Regions from separate parts of the Homo sapiens genome. Here region 1 is linked to region 2. Evidence: chromatin loops called from intact Hi-C (ENCODE). Cell type or tissue: heart left ventricle. All regions are shown on one strand. Region 1 has its middle 26 kb from the start of FOXN3-AS2. Region 2 has its middle 26 kb from the start of FOXN3-AS2.

Region 1 (8,000 bases), 52 kb before region 2:
GGGCACTACCACACCTGGCCAGTTTTTTTACTTTTTAGTAGAGATGGGGTCTTGCTATATTGCCCAGCCTGGTCTTGAACTCCTGGGCTCAAGGAATCCTCCTGCGTTAGTCTCTCAAAGTGCTGGTATTACAAGTGTGAGCTACTGCGTTCAGCCTCTTTTTAATTTCTGTTTGTATCTTTATTCTTCTTACACTTTTGTGTTTAATAGAGTATAAAACTTGTATTTTTCTGACAGCTTAGTTAATTACTTTTGAAGTTTTCATTTCTAATATGTTAACAAAAACATAATATATTTTTTCTAATATAAATAACTCTTCATGTTCTAATATTTAAGCTGCATTTTTATATATGACATGTACAAATGTAGCTGGATATTGTTTTTGTGCAGTCTGAAAATAATTGTCTTTTAACTGAAATACATAATGCATTTATATTTATTGTAATTACATGTATATTCTAATTTATTTCTTCATTTTTTTCCATTTTTCCTGCCTCTTCCATATTTCTTTTTCTTTATTTCTTGCTTTCTTTTGAATTCTTTTGTCTTATTTTATGTATTCTATAGTAGTTTGGAAGTTTTATTCTCTATATGATTCATTTAGTGGTCCTCTAGATATTTTATTTCTAGATCCTTTTCTAGTGGTTCTTTAGAAATTTTAACATGCATACTTATCAAAGCCTAAAGCCAATTAGCATCTTTCCTCTCCTCTCAAACAATGCAAGGACCTTAGACCACTTAACTCCAATCACTGCTCTACCAATTTAGGTTTCGTTTTTGCCCAGTGTTTTAGTTTTATCTTGTTTTTTTTGTGTTTTTTTTTAATCTCACAGATTACATATTATCATTTTAAACCAGAAATGTTTGTTAAGATTTACCCATGTGTTTACTACATTTTTTGCTTATAATTCCTTCCCCCAACCCACCCCCTTCATCACTTCTCTTAGGTTTCATTTAGTGAGGATAAATCGATGGAAAACTCTTTAAGCTATTGTTCACTGGAAAAATGTCCATTTCCCCCTTGTTCTTAAAATGGAATCTTGCTAGGTATACAATATATTTTTGCCAGGTATAAAGTTATGGTTATTTTCTCTCAGCATATTAAAGATGCTCAATTGTTTTCTGACTTCCACTGCTGATAAATCAATGCTAAGTCTCATTGCCATTTGTGTTGAAGGTATTCTTTCTCCAAGAGTACTTTACGACTGTTTTTTAAGATATTTTCTTTGTTTTTGGTGTTTGGCAATTTTATCATAAAGTGTTCAGATGTCAACTTATTTGTATGTGTTTATTTTGTTTGGGGGTTTGGGGCTTTATAATTTTGTGGATTGGCTTTCTCATCAGAACTGGAAGATTCTCAGGCTGCTATTCCTGCTCTGTACTCTTTCTCTCTAATTCCAGGTTTGAGATTAAGCATATGTTATACCTTTGTTCTGTCTTTTCCATGTTTTAGCTTCTCTGTCATCTTTTCTATTTCTATATTTCTATGTGCTGCAGTCTAGATAATTTACTCAGTTTTTTCCCTCTGGTTTCCTGTGTCTAATCTATCTGATCTAGCTCGATTCTTATATACTCGTTCCCTTTTATTTATTTAAACAATATTTTATGTTTTGTGTCTAATTTTAAAGTTTGAAGTCTTTGTTGGCCGGGTTCTCCTCTCTATTGTTTTCACTGGTTGTTGTTCATGGTGCTTTGTTTCTCTCTCTCTCTCTCTCTGTGTGTGTGCGCGCGCGTGTGTGTGCGCGCACGTGTGTGTGTGTGTGTGTGTGTGTGTGTGTGTGTTTTGTTTTGCTTTGTTTTTGGAAACTCTATTAGTGGGAATTCTTTATCAGTGGGTTGGAGTTGAAAGTGAGTTTCTCCAGAATTTGCATTTGTTTTTGTCAGGTTCCTAGGATCATTATCAACCTGCAAAGCAAGGACTTAAAATTCTCAACTTGAGGTTTTGGGGACAAAACAGGTAATCAGTTTGTCCTGTAAACCCCTGTGAGGATTACCTTGTGGTTACACATTTTTAGTAAAGACTTTTCCCTTTCTACTTAGCACTTATTTTTGAGACAGGCAGTTTAAAGTCCTCTCTGTAGCTGGATGCCTCTTATTATACACTCTATCTTGGTGGGCCTTTGTAAATGTCACCAAGTTTATCTGCTTTCCCCTGTGTCTTGCTAAGTTGTAAAAACAGAAGCTCAGGTTCTCCCAGTTTGTTAAATGCCTTCAAGGTGAAAACTAATATAAGCCCTCTGTTCTGAATGTGCCTTATTTTTTTGTGTGAGCTCATGAATATGTTTCAAACAATTTTTGAGGAAATATTTTGTCCAGCATTTTTGGTTGTTTTCAGTTGGAGGATTGGACAGGTACTTACTCTGCCATTACTACCAGAAAAGAAACTTACATCCTGCTTTCTCTTTGTGTTCCTTCTTTAATAATATTAATATATCCCGAAACACATGAATGCCTTTGGCCAACTACGGTACAGATCATATGTGCAGAAAGCAGTAGAGAAAAAAGCATAATCCTTATTTTCAAGTTACCACTTCCTTCTGCAGGTATTCAGGGGTATTTTAAGTTCCAACATATTAGTTGAGGTAATGCTAGCTTCTTTAACAAAACCAAAATGGTGCCATGAATCAAAACAATAGAAATTGTTTCTTACATACCCAAAATGGGTGACCCGATTAGTGGATACCACTCTTTAAGGTTTTAGCAAGCCAACTACTTGGCATTTTAGGACTCTGTCATTTTCAACCCATGGCTCCAAGGTCACAGTGCTTATTTGGATCATAATAGCAAAAAAGGAAAAGCATGTGGAGGCTCATGAGTGGCTGGTTTTTATTGGCTAGGCCCAGATGTGGCTCAATTTGTTTTTTTTTCCCTTTCCATTAGCTAGAACTTGGTAAGGTGGCCACATCTGACTGCAAGGGGGATTGCTGGGAAGGTGGTCTAGGTGTTTGCCCAGGAAGAAGAAGAAACAGGTTTGATGAACAGCTGGTCCATCTCTGCCACATATTTCCTCTCGGAAACTTCATTCCACCCTTACTTTTCACTTCTCTGAGCTCTTATTTTACTTATAAAGAGCACTATCAACCTTAGGATTTAATTACCCCAAATCATTTTATGTTTGTATAATCTAAGTCACCAACTGTATAATACATTCCTTGAGGTGTGAATGTTGTGCTGGACTTTTGAAAATGTCACCTGCCAGGCGCAGTGGCTCACACCTGTAATCCCAGCACTTTGGGAGGCCGAGGCAGGTGGATCACAAGGTCAGGTGTTCAAGACCAGCCTGGCCAAGATGGTGAAACCCCGTCTCTACTAAAAATACAAAAAATTAGCCAGGTGTGGTGGCAGGTGCCTATAATCCCAGCTACTCGGGAGGCTGAGGCAGGAGAATCACTTGAACTCGGGGGGCGGAGGTTGCAGTGAGCCGAGATCGCGCCACTGCACTCCAGCCTGGGCGACAGAGCGAGACTCCATCTCAAAAGAAAAAAAGAAAAAAAAGAAAAAAATGTCACCTACCACTCAGTTTTGAATGCACAGTGTGCTTTAAAAAAATTAAGCCTCTGAATGCCTGAAAATGTTCTTGTTCTAGGGAGATACCTGCTGACATATTTAGGGATGCAGACCATATTTATGGTCTGCCTCTTACTCATTGTATTATTCCTTCAGGTTTTCTTCTTTTTCTTTCGCATGTGTTTTTTTTTTTGACACAAAGTCTTGCTCTGTCACCCAGGCTGGAGTGCAGTGGTGTGATCTCGGCTTACCGCAACCTCTACCTCTCAAGCTTAAGTGATTCTCTCACTTCAGCCTCCCAAATAGCTGGGACCACAGGTGTGCACCACCATGCCCAGCTAATTTTTGTATTTTTTGTGGAGATGGGCTTTCTCCATGTTGACCAGGCTCAGGTTTTCTTTAGGTTTGAAAGTTGCCAAAATAAAAATGTGGGGAAAAAGCTAAATCCCTGAAGGGGATTAGAAGGGACCCTACAAACAATAGTAGAATATCCATGGGACATCAGATTAGTCTGTCTCAGTTATTTCTGATATGTTATCTTGAAATGAGCCCTTTCTGCTCCATCTGGATTGTTGTGAAAATTCATTTACTCTACCTGGAAATATTTGTTGAGGTCTACGAGTGCTAGTACTATTGAGGGGCTGGATGTAGGGAGATAAGACCCTGCCCCAGAGAGGATTAGATGGAGTGTAGACAAACAAGGGAGAAGCAGGAAAAAAAAACAAAAACAAAAAACCTTGCACTCATTTTTCCTTTGGTTTTAGGCCTCCCATAAGAAGGCTGACCTGTCTCCAGGCCAGTGTTGAGCATATCAACAAGCAGAGGAATTTAGCTCTTGAATATTCCCCAGGGCCATAGATAATCTCAGCTGAAACAGACCCTAGGTTATTGGCCTCAATATCACCCTGTACCTGAGTTTAACTAATTGCTTTGTTGCTAGGTTCAGTGTTTTCAATGCCTCATTTTTATTTTCTGTTGTTTTTGGTCTTAAATGACAATGGCATATGGACCTAAGTTAAATTGTGGAATCATATTTTGTTTTCCTTTCATTGAGTCCTTTGCAGTGTACTATGGATGGGAAAACACACTGACGTTTTAGTAACTCTAATCTATTATCCACTTGCTAGGATGCAAACACAATGCATGTGGCAAATTACTTTATATGCTGATAAAGCCTGTGTTTTGGAAAAATGTTGGAATGTTTGTATCCAAAACATTGTTTTGAATCAAGCCATCTTAAATATGCAGATTATGAATAGGAAGTGGTATCCTGAATAGCATCGTCAAAATTCCAGGAAGGGTCAGGCTGCAAAATACAAGACATGGTGAGTCTATAATTAGGCATCAACGCTATTTTATCTGATTGAGCATCTCCCTGGGCTTGGCTCTGGCATTAATCAGAGAACAGCTCTCCAGCCCAAAGGAGTTCACTTAAGAAGATGACCCAGGAGGCAAATCTAGCTCTCTCAGAAGCCAAGACAGAGCAAGCCCTTTACTTATTATGTTGTTTGCTTCATGGAATAAGGCATAGAATTTCTGCTAAATGAAAGCAAGATACAGCATTTCTAATAAAATAGAAAAGGGAATATGGTGCAGTGCTCTTCTTGCAAATTGTACTCACTTTCTTTTCAAGTCTAAGGTTTCTCTATTTTTTCAGAAAAATTTCTCTCTTGCTTGAAGGAGTTTCCAAAACTACACAAATGCACCAAGTCTCAGCCAAGGGCATTAATAGTATATAGGGTCCAGGAACTGGCAGGCTGTAATAGTTAACTTCCTCTGTTAATGCAATGAGCCACTGAGTAGTCTCTTCCCACAATGAGTAAGGGTTTACTTCTATCCTGAAAACCAAATAATTCAGTCACCATAAAGGGAAGAGACCAGACCTCCATATCTTCGACGTGGCCAATGTGACTTTTAAATTAATTTATTTTTGTTTAGGCAAAATAAAAATTTGGAGAAAATTTATATTTTATTTGCCAAAATAAAAATTTGGAGAAAAAGCTAAATCCCTAAAGGAGATTAGAAGGGGCCCTACAAACAACAGTGGAATTTCCATGGGGCATCAGATTAATCTGTCTCAATTGTTTCTTTTGAAATGTGGTGTTGAAATGAGCCCTTTCTGATCCCTCTGGATTGTTAAGAGAATTCATTCACTCCATGCATTATTATTAGGATGACCATACAGTCTGACATGTTTGTGACAGTTTTGTTTTATGCTTACTACCCCCTTGTAATCACTAGTAGTGTCTACTTTCATTTTCAAGAACATCCTGGTTTGATAAATTATGGTCACCTAACTTACAGTGGTAGTGCATATATTTAGCAATAGTAGATCAGGTTTGTTCTGTTTAACTCTTCTGCTGAGAAAAGCTGCTCAAAATTAAAAAGAAAAAAAGTCAGTTTGGAAAAATTGGAGAGCCATCAGGGCAATGGGGAATTGCAGAACCAAGATCTGGGTTGGTGGGGTGAGTAAGAAGTGGTAGAAAACTCAGAGAGGTGAACTCTGCTTTTGAGTTTTATCTTCTTGAGAAAAATTTCAGTTCAAAAAGTAGAGGCTAAAAGATTAAGAAACTTAGCAGAGCTTTCAACAAGTTCATGGGCTTGAGGGTGTGGTAATTGTATTTAGGTCCTGTGAAAAGGCAGAAGCCCTAGTAAACAACCTAGGCTTTCATTGAGAACCCTGAGTCTAGGTGAATCAGAAATAAAACATAGGTAGTGAAGCCAAAACTCAAATAATTTCAGATTAGTGCCCCTAGCCTAGATGTCTGCCTGAAGCCAGAATAAAAATTCTCTTTGGAGGAAGATGCTTTTCCCAGAAACTCAGGTTATCACTGTAGTTTTTCATGTACTATATCTGTCAGTCAGTAGAAATAATAGACACATCACATGAGAAGACCAGATATGATTAAAAAAAACAATAAAAAATAAACAAATTGGATATACCTACAAGAGATCCAGATAATAGATAATCAAATATGGTCCCTACCATAACTGTGATTAATATGTTTCAAGGATTAAAAGATAAGATTGAAAACTCTGCCAGAGAACTGAAAATTGTAAATAAGACCAAATGGACCTTCTGGAACTGAAAAATACAATTACTGCAGTTAAAATCTAAATGAGTGAACTTTTTTGGGTGATGGAAATGCTGTAAGATTGGATTGTGGTGATGGTTATGGTTGCATAAATGAATTAATGACTAAAACCATTGAATGTGTACTTACAATGGGTGAATTTTATGCTGTGTAAATTGTACTTTAAAAATTAAGCTTTAAAAAAACCAAATGAATTGGTTCAATAGAGTAGATGCAATTGAGGAGAGAGTTAGTGAACCAGAAGATAAAGCAGAAGAAAATATCAACAATAAAGCATTTTGAGGCTTTTAGATGGAAAATAAATATCAGATTGTGAAAGACATATTAAATATGGTGGAAAGGCCTAATATATGTGTAACTGGAGGTTCAGCAGGAGAGGAGAGAGAAAGTGGGACATAAAAAATAATTGGAAAAAAATAGCTGAGATAGTTCTAAAACTAACAAATCACACAAAGCCACAGAATCCAGAAGCCCTAGGGCACCAAGCAGGATAAGTACAAAGATTCAACATAGTAAAATTTCTGATAACAAAGCTAACGAGAACAACATAGGGACAACATGGTAACATTTATAAAAGAAAAAGAGAAAAGCTGAAAAGCATCATGGTTGGGGAGTGGGTACCTCTTATCTTTAAAGGAAAAATAAGACTGACAACTGACTTTTGAACTGGAACAATAGATGTCAGAAGGAAGTGGAATGCTATCTTCAAATTGCTGAAAGAAAACAACTATTAACTATAAATTCTATCTACCAGATTTTTCAAAAATGAAGAAGAGTTAAAGATATTAAAAACTTATCATGAGGCTGAGCATGGCGGCTCATGCCTGTAATCCCAGCATGTTGGGAGGCTGACGTGAGAGGATCACTTGAGCCCAGGAGTTTGAGACCACTCTGGACAACATAGTGAGACCTTGTCTCCATTAAAAAATAAAAATAAATGAATAAATAATTTTAAAAATCATGAACAGATCTATACTAAAGGAAGTATTCAGTAAAGAGTATCCTTGGGACAGAAGGAAAATTATCCCCGATCAAGGCTCAGAAATGTAAGGAGTGAAGAGCAATAGAAATAAGAATTCAATGGTTAAATATAAATAAATATTGACTTTATAAAATAATAATTATTATGTTTTGTGGAGTTTAAAATATGTAGGGAATAACATACATGGTAAAAGTAGAACATAAATCCAAAGAAGTTAATGAAGTTAAATCATTCTAAGTTCCTTGTAGTGTACAGGAAGTGATAACGAAGTTGTGTTGTCATTGATAAGTTAAGGATGCATGTTTTAAAGTTTAGATAATCTTTAAAAGAATGATGACAGAATGTATAAATAACAAGCTAAGAAAGAGGGAAAATAGAATAATAATACTTAAGAAATTCAAACAAAGATGAAAAAT
Region 2 (8,000 bases):
TCCAGCCTGAGCGACAGAGCGGGACTCCGTCTAATAAAAAAACAAAACAAAAAAAACGAAGAAGAAAGTCACGTTTAGTGGAATTAGTATCTTTTTTTTCTTTCTACCCTCTGTCTTGCTTGACTTTCGTATGCCTTCTTGTTTGTTAGGGTAAAGCTATTTTCCTTTTACTATTTAGGCTCTGGAAAACTAACCTGTGTTGACTCCTTACAACTGCAAAAAGTGATTTTATTTTCACCGTTCTGATGAACCAAAAAGTCCTGACTGCGCTTTCCCCTTGATCTGCCAGTCTTTATTTCTGAGATCTGAGTAATCCTTGAGTAGTTGTGATCATCAAACCTCACCTAGATATTCCCTTTCCCTGACTTCCGGATGAGCGATGGAGTTGGCTGGAAAGACTTGTGGGGCTGCCGGGGGAATTCATCTCCAGGGTAATTACATAGCTGTTCAAGGGGCTGAGGATCCTAATTGGGGTGTCAGACATCTTGAGATGTGACTCAAGTTCTGCCTTCCTGCTTCATCAGGAATTAAAAGTTAGTATTTGGTCATTTTTACCTCCTGAGTTTTGCTTTCTAAATCTATTTTACCCTTTTTTTTTTTTTCACTTTCATGTTATTTGAGTAAAGGGTTCCTTTAGGCTCATCTTTTAACTCAATTAACCCACAAGCACTACTTTATAGTCTTTCCCTACCAGACTGTCCTCATTATGTAATTATGGGGAACTGTGTGGCTTCTTGGCTATGAGGCCAAATGTAGCCCCCCACACCAGAAATAATTTCTTGACAATTGTCTTTTTTTTTTTTTTTTTTTTTTTGGGACAGGGTCTCGTTCTGTTGCCCAGCCTAGAATGCAGTGGCGACATCACTGCTTACTGCATTCTCAACTGCCTGGTCTCAAGTGATCCTTCCACTTCAGCCTCCCTAGTAGCTGGGACCACAGGCACACGCCACCATGCCCAGCTAACTTTTGTATTTTTTGTAGAGACGAGGTTTCGCCATTTTGCACAGGCTTGCCTTGAACTCCTGAGCTCAAGGGATCCTCCTGCCTTGACCTCCCAAAGTGTCTTGACAATTTTCTCATAGAGGCCCACCATAAACACCTGCCAAATGGGGTGTTTGAAAGAGTCCCTTCATGTTGACTCACCATCACTTTTTGCTTTTTGGAGACGGAGTCTCGCTCTTTTACCCAGGCTGGAGTGTTGTGGTGCGATCTTGGCTCACTGCAACCTCCACCCACTGCAGCCTCCGCCCAGTGTGACCTCCGTCTCCTGGGTTCAAGCGATTCTCCTGTCTCAGCCTCCATAGTAGCTGGGATTACAGGCACATGCCACCACGCTCAGCTAACTTTTGTATTTTTAGTAGAGACGGGGTTTTGGCATGTTTGCCAGGCTGGTCTCAAACTCCCAACCTCAGGTGATCTGCCTGCCTCGGCCTCCCAAAGTGTTGGGATTACAGGTGTGAGCCACTGTGCCCAGCCTCCCCAACACTTTTAATTAGGAGAATTCACACAACCATGTGGAGACACCCTCCAGGCCCCTGCAAGGAGTTTGTTTTATTGTGTACATAGACAATTTAGAGTAAAAACCTCATTTAAACCAAGGGTCATGTTTATGCTTCTATTGCGAACTAAAATCATTTGGTTGTTTGAATGGGTTCAGCTTATTTACACATTATTCTTATGTATAAGTCAGAGATAATACACGTGACGGTGACACATATGTGAACTGCATGCTCGTATTTGCTGGTAGAGACTTGAGTTTGGCTGATATTTTCACAGAATTTTTCTGGCCCCACTTCAGTAAACAAATAGTTATATCCTTCACAAAACAACTGAACACACAATTCGGAGTGATTTTTCAGATGCTCTTTACAATGACTGGCCCAAGTCCTGTCTTAACATCATGTACTATGGAAGCAACCGTGCGCTTTTCTTTGAAGAAGAAAGATAAATCTCAAGGCAACAGATTTCCTTCTGTTTTCCTTCAAGTGTTTGGCTCCAATTCAGTAATTAATTTTCCGGAGATCATCAGACCATGATAACAGCAGCATGTGATATTCTTACCTTTTCTTAGGTGACTAGTACTAGGTTCCTAGAATCTCTGGGTTCCCAGCTTTTGGGGGTGTTGCATGAGAATTTTTGCTGTGGCGTGAGATTAAAACAAAAACAGACCAAACAGCTCTGGGAAGCAGTTCTGATGTCTGGGATTTAGTCATGGGTGAGGCCCTAAAAATAGAGTTACCCCTAGATGAGTATCTAGCAGAAAGGAAAGAGGAACGGTAGGGGTGGGGGCAACCAGGCCTTTGTTCCACAAGCGTGTCATGAGTACCTGCTACATACTGGACACTGTGCTGGCTGGAGACACACTGTGCAGAGATAGAGTGGTCCACCAGATGTACAGGACCTGCCGCGAGGGGACTACACACTCGTCCAGAAGCCCTAGAGGACTGTGTGGGGCAGCAGCTGGCACATGGCCCTCTCCTTTCCTGGCTTCTCATGGGAAAAGATACCAGCACTGTGAACTCTGTACCTTGGAGGGAGCTGAGTGCTGTGACCTTTTTTGTCGGGGCTGTGAGATGGGTTGTAGTGATCTAGTGGTGTTGGGAGGAAGGAGAAGTGTTAGTTAGTAAGACAGGTTGGACCAGGGACGGGTTGAAGGGATAGTGGATGGATCAGAACCTATTCTGCTTCTAGGATTTTGGCTTTAGTCTCACAAAACTGATCTGATTGTGCAGAAGACAGGAAATCAAGGAAATTAACCCCAGAAAGTTAGACCCACAGCTCTTGAGCCCCATAGCACAGTCGGGTGCCCCGTGTAAAGGATGTTGTCCTCCACCTCACCATCCTATCACTTGCTGCTTACTAAGTCAGCTCTTTTGCCTTCTGCTGCAGTGAAAACATTTCTACAATTCTTGGTAAGTAAATGGAGTCTTAAAGCTTAAACCTCTATCCCGGGCAAGGAACCAAAGGATGTCATTGTGCGTAACTTCAAAGGCTGATAAGATGTTTAAGGGCTCTGCTCTCTGAAAGAGTTTCTTTCTTTTAAGGCGAGCCAGAAACATTCGTGTGTGCGTCCCACCATTATTCCAACAAGAAGTAGAAGACTGTTTCTTCCCTGCGTGTCTGCAGAGGCTCTAGTTTGCCTGCCCCTACCCCCACAGAAAAGAGTCTCTCGCTCTCTCCGTCTTACAATGATTGCATTGTGTTTTGGATGATGGATGTCCAGCAAGCATGGTATTAAAATCAGTACCTTTACTTCTGGGGAAGAGTCAAAAAACAGTGGTCACAGTTATACCATTTCTGTGTTTGCATGAAGCAGTCGCCCGAGGACTCAGGAGTTCTTGATTTTTGTTTTGGATTATGACTGATGTGGTATGAGCTGGTGAAAAATAAGTGAGCTGCTTTCTCCCCATCTCTGATCATCCACTGTTGGACATCTCTTGGTGACAAGTCACACAGGTGTAGTGCAGAGTGTGCTGTTTGTCAAGGGCATCTGTCTCTCTTTTTCAGTTTTATCCCTGGGCGATGCAGAGTCTGTTGGTTTCTCTCTGTCACCGGCAGACAATTTGGCCCAGCAGACACCCTCAGCCTATGAAAGAATGAGTGGAAGATTTTTCAGTAGATTGTCCAGGAAATGGGGAAGGGCTGGCAGTGCTACTGGAAGTGTTTGCTGTGCACTGTACATTATTTCACGCAGAATGTCTTCCAGCTATAACAAGTTTTTTATACATTTTGATTTGGAAAATGAAGACCTGCCCTGTCAAGTCTAGGAGGATAAGGCCTCAGAATGGAAGGGGATGGGGTCCACGTAAGGATTCATTTACCCCAGAGATGGGTGGCGGAACATGGATGTTTTGATGGCCAAAGACCACAGAGCTTCCTTTGTGTCTCATAGCATGGTGTTTGGAGCTCATGGGTGCTCAGTCAGTGCCTGCCAGCTGCATGATAAAGGTGTAATTTAGAGTACTGGTGTTTGCTTGTAGTTCTCCTGTTCTTCATCTGAATTCTTGGCCTGGAGGATGGAGGCAAAACTCTCTAGTCCTGCTTGTGATGCCGCATGCATTACCATGGCTCACAGGCATCGCACTGAAGGAGCATTAGCCGGCCTGCCAGAAAGAAATGTAATGTGAATGAAGACTTGGGAACCTCACAGTCTGAAACTCCCATCCTTGCATTCCAGGCTGATGCCCTCAGGCAGACTGGAGATAGCTTAATACAAGCATATTTGTAACACTGGCTCCATCCAGATCAAAGGGCAGGGAGCTCGCTTGGGTTGCAGCCTCCAAGATGAAAACTGGACCCTGAAGTGAGCCTGTGCGACTTGGCCATGCCTTGAATCTGAAAAGAAATACCGATTCTGTTATGGATGTTTGAACCATCAGATGGAAACGTTGAAGTCTCTTTGCCAATAATAAATTGGATTCAATTCCTCCCTCACCCCGCCCCCACCTTGGACTAGTATAAGATTTGGGGTTTGTTCTTAAGTGGTGCTTCTGTTTTGGGGGATATTGGGGAGTAGGAAGTGAGCTCACACAAGCCACTAGGTGCTGGAGTGCCTGGGGCCAGAGAGGGCTCTGCTCAGAGGATGCGTCTTTCCGGATGTTTTCGAATGTCGTTGTAATTGGGATTGTTGAAGGCTAAGAGGAGCCTTGCTTTCTTTTCTCAAATAGACCATGGACAGGCGTTGGTGTTTTTGTTGCCTGAATTAGCTTTTAACAGATTCTTCAATTCCATGGATTAGTTAACATTTCAAAAGAAAATGTTCTTTTTTTTTTTTTTTTTACAGATAAGGACTTTAAAAATTACCATTTGTTATCACTATAGTTTCATAAAACAAAAGGCCTTTCAAACAACACATGAGTAAGAATTTAATTTCAGAATAAAGAGCATTTAAAAATATAATACATTTAACATTATAAAATTCTTTTTTTTTTTTTTAGATGGAGTCTCACTCTGTCGCCAAGGCTGGAGTGCAGTGGCATGATCTCAGCTCACTACAACCTCCGCCTCCCAGGTTCAAGCAATTCTCCTGTCTCAGCCTCCCGAGTAGCTGGGATTACAAGCACCGGCCACTACGCCTGGCTAATTTTTGTATTTTCAGTAGAGACAGGGTTTCACCATATTGATCAGGCTGGTCTCGAACTCCTGACCTTAGGTGATCCACCTGCCTTGGCCTCCAAAAGTGCTGGGATTACAGGCGTGAGCCACCGCGCCCGGCACATTATAAAAAACTGAATACCTTGTTCTGATATTTCTCATTTTGAAAACTTTGTCACTGACCAGTATTGGCTGTGAGCAGGTATTTGAAAACAATTGTGTTAGGCTACCTAGATCTTGTAATATATAGGCATATATACATACATACATACATATATATAAATTGAAAAGAAAAGTCATCATTATTATGGTAATAACTTACATTTACATTAAGGTTCTAATTATAGAATACTTTTACATACATTATCCCATACGATTAGTTAGTGTATGCCTTTGAAACATAAATTAGTCTTAATAGCCTAAGCTAAATGGAATTAAGAATAGAAGTCTAGTGTTTAAGTAAATTGTTGGTGTCCTAGAGTCAAATATGAATAATTTTTAAATTATCTACCGCTTTGATTTTTCCGTCTCTGTTACCCTGCTATATTAGCAAGAGTAAATAAATAAGTAATGCTGTGATATGTGCACATCTTTATAACCGTATATGTAGCCTAGCCGCATACATGCATATATTCTGACAAACATAAATATACATGTGAGGAATAATTAGGAAATGATATAAAATACCGTCTGAGAAAATCTTGGAAATATGTAGGGCAGAGATTAAGGGTGGGAGGGAGAGAAAGCGCAGGCAGGAGTAAGCAAGTGAAAGGTAATTTTTACTCTAAGTGAATGGGGTGTTTCTTGTCCCAAAGCTGTGTTTAAAAACACATAGATATTTTTTATTTCAACTCAAGTGTTCTATCGTGAATAATTGAACAGAGGTGTGTCCAGTGTTGAATGCTGTCTTTGAACAAGAGAAAGTATTTTCCCTTTGCCAGTTCCCCCTTCCACCTCCTACTTTCTCTCCTAGGGTTAGAGACTGGCTTCCTGAGATTTCCTAGAGGAGATAACTAGCTTCAGAATTATGGGTTGCAAGCGTTTCTGTGAAGCAAAATCTCCTGGCAAATTGCTAAATCACCAGCTTTATTTCGAAGACCCTCAACTAAGCTAGAACTTCAGTTAGGCATTATTTAAATAATCAGTTAATTCAGGCAGTGATCATTCAACAAACATTCACACCAGCCTTGGTGCTGGTCAGTGGGGATGCAATGGAGGGTAAGATAGAAATAGTATCTACCTGTGGTAGCTCACAGTCCGTTGGGGAGATGGGCAAACTAGGAGGTAACAAATAATTGGTTACAAATGATAATTTCTAGATAGGAAACAAATGGGATGCTATTATCAATAAATCTGAAAGAAGCAATGTGGCATACTCATCAGGCAATGTGAAAATTCTAGTGGAAATCAACAATTAACAATTGCTTGAGGTCAGGAGTTCGAGACGAGCCTGGCCAACATGGTGAAACCCCATCTCTACTAAAAATACAAAAAACCCCACAAAAAACAAACAACAAACAAACAAACAAAAAAACAATTAGCCACGCATGGTGGCACGTGCCTGTAGCCCCAGCTACTTGGGAGACTGAGGCAGGAGAATCGCTTGAACCTGGGAGGCAGAGGTTGCAGTGAGCCAAGATTGTGCCACTGCACTCCAGCCTGGGCAACAGAGCAAAACTATGTCTCAAAAATAAATAAATAAATAAATAAATAAATAAATAAATAAATAAATAACCTAGTGTCTGGTATTCTGTTATAGAAGCACAAAACATACAGTGACTGTGGTTATCCAATTTCACATTCCCATCAGCAATCTGATTACAGGCGTGAGCCACCTTGCCCAGCCTCTGTTCTTTATAAATTACCTAGTGTCAGGGCTGGTGTGGTGACTCTCGCCTGTAATCCCAGCACTTTGGGAGGCTGCGGCGGGTGGATCGCTTAAGGTCAGGAGTTCGAGACCAGCCTGGCCAACATGGTGAAACCCCGTCTCTACTAAAAATACAAAAATTAGCCAGGTGTGGTGGCAGGTGCTTTGTAATTCCAGCTATCTGGGAGGCTGAGGCAGGAGAATTGCCTGAACCTGGGAGGCGGAGGTTGCAGTGAGCCAGGATCACGCCACTGCACTCCAGACTGGCTGACAGAGCGAGACTCTGTGTGTATATATGAATGTTTGCCTATGTATATGTGTGTATGTGTATGCGTATGTGTATGCATATGTGTATATAAAAATGTGTATGTATATACATATATGTGAAAAGGGCAAAGGTTATACAGGAAATTTGGTTTGCTTTTATAATATAAAAAATTATTTTAAGAAAAGAAGCTATTGGGGCCGGGTGCAGTGGCTCACACCTGTAATCCCAGCACTTTGGGAGGCCGAGGTGGGTGGATCACGAGGTCAAGAGATTGAGACCATCCTGGCCAACATGGTGAAACCCCGTCTCTACTAAAAATACAAAAAATTAGCCGGGCGTGGTGGCAGGCGCCTGTAGTCCCAGCTACTTGGGAGGCTGAGGCAGGAGAATCACTTGAACCCGGGAGGCGGAGCTTGCAGCGAGCCGAGATTGCGCCACCACACTCCAGCCTGGTGACAGAGCGAGACTCCATCTCAAAAAAAAAAAAAAAAAAAGAAAAAGGAAAAAAGAAAAGAAGCTATTGGGAAAAAATCATTTCCTCTTAATTTTTCCATGGCTTCTCCTTACTGAATAATTCTCTGTAAAACAACCATTTACTAGGCTATTTACAGGAAGCAAAAAGCACTCCCATACAAAGGGTAAAGCTGTTTGGCTGACTTAATATTCATACCATAGGTTCTTCTTTCTACATCTTGGAGCTAACAGTTTGATCAGATAGCACAGATTATCCAGAAACCTAAAAAGTTTTAATTTTTCAGGGGTTATGTTTAC

Evidence for each region. Peaks named below come from ENCODE experiments on the same cell type or tissue, not always from the same donor. Only the 100,000 strongest peaks of a DNase experiment are listed, where the experiment ranks them.
Region 1: it touches region 2 in a loop (4-fold over the local background); 10 of 110 quality-filtered maps call a loop at or near these places.

Annotation. Positions count from the first base shown.
Region 1 is chr14:89,597,989-89,605,988 of GRCh38, reverse strand. It overlaps a transcript of FOXN3 not described here. Among named protein-coding and RNA genes, the nearest start is that of FOXN3-AS2, 26 kb to the right of the region's middle. In heart left ventricle, no CTCF peak of the experiment used is centred here; no DNase peak of the experiment used is centred here; H3K27ac peaks cover 955 bases.
Region 2 is chr14:89,546,053-89,554,052 of GRCh38, reverse strand. It overlaps a transcript of FOXN3 not described here. Among named protein-coding and RNA genes, the nearest start is that of FOXN3-AS2, 26 kb to the left of the region's middle. In heart left ventricle, no CTCF peak of the experiment used is centred here; no DNase peak of the experiment used is centred here; H3K27ac peaks cover 804 bases.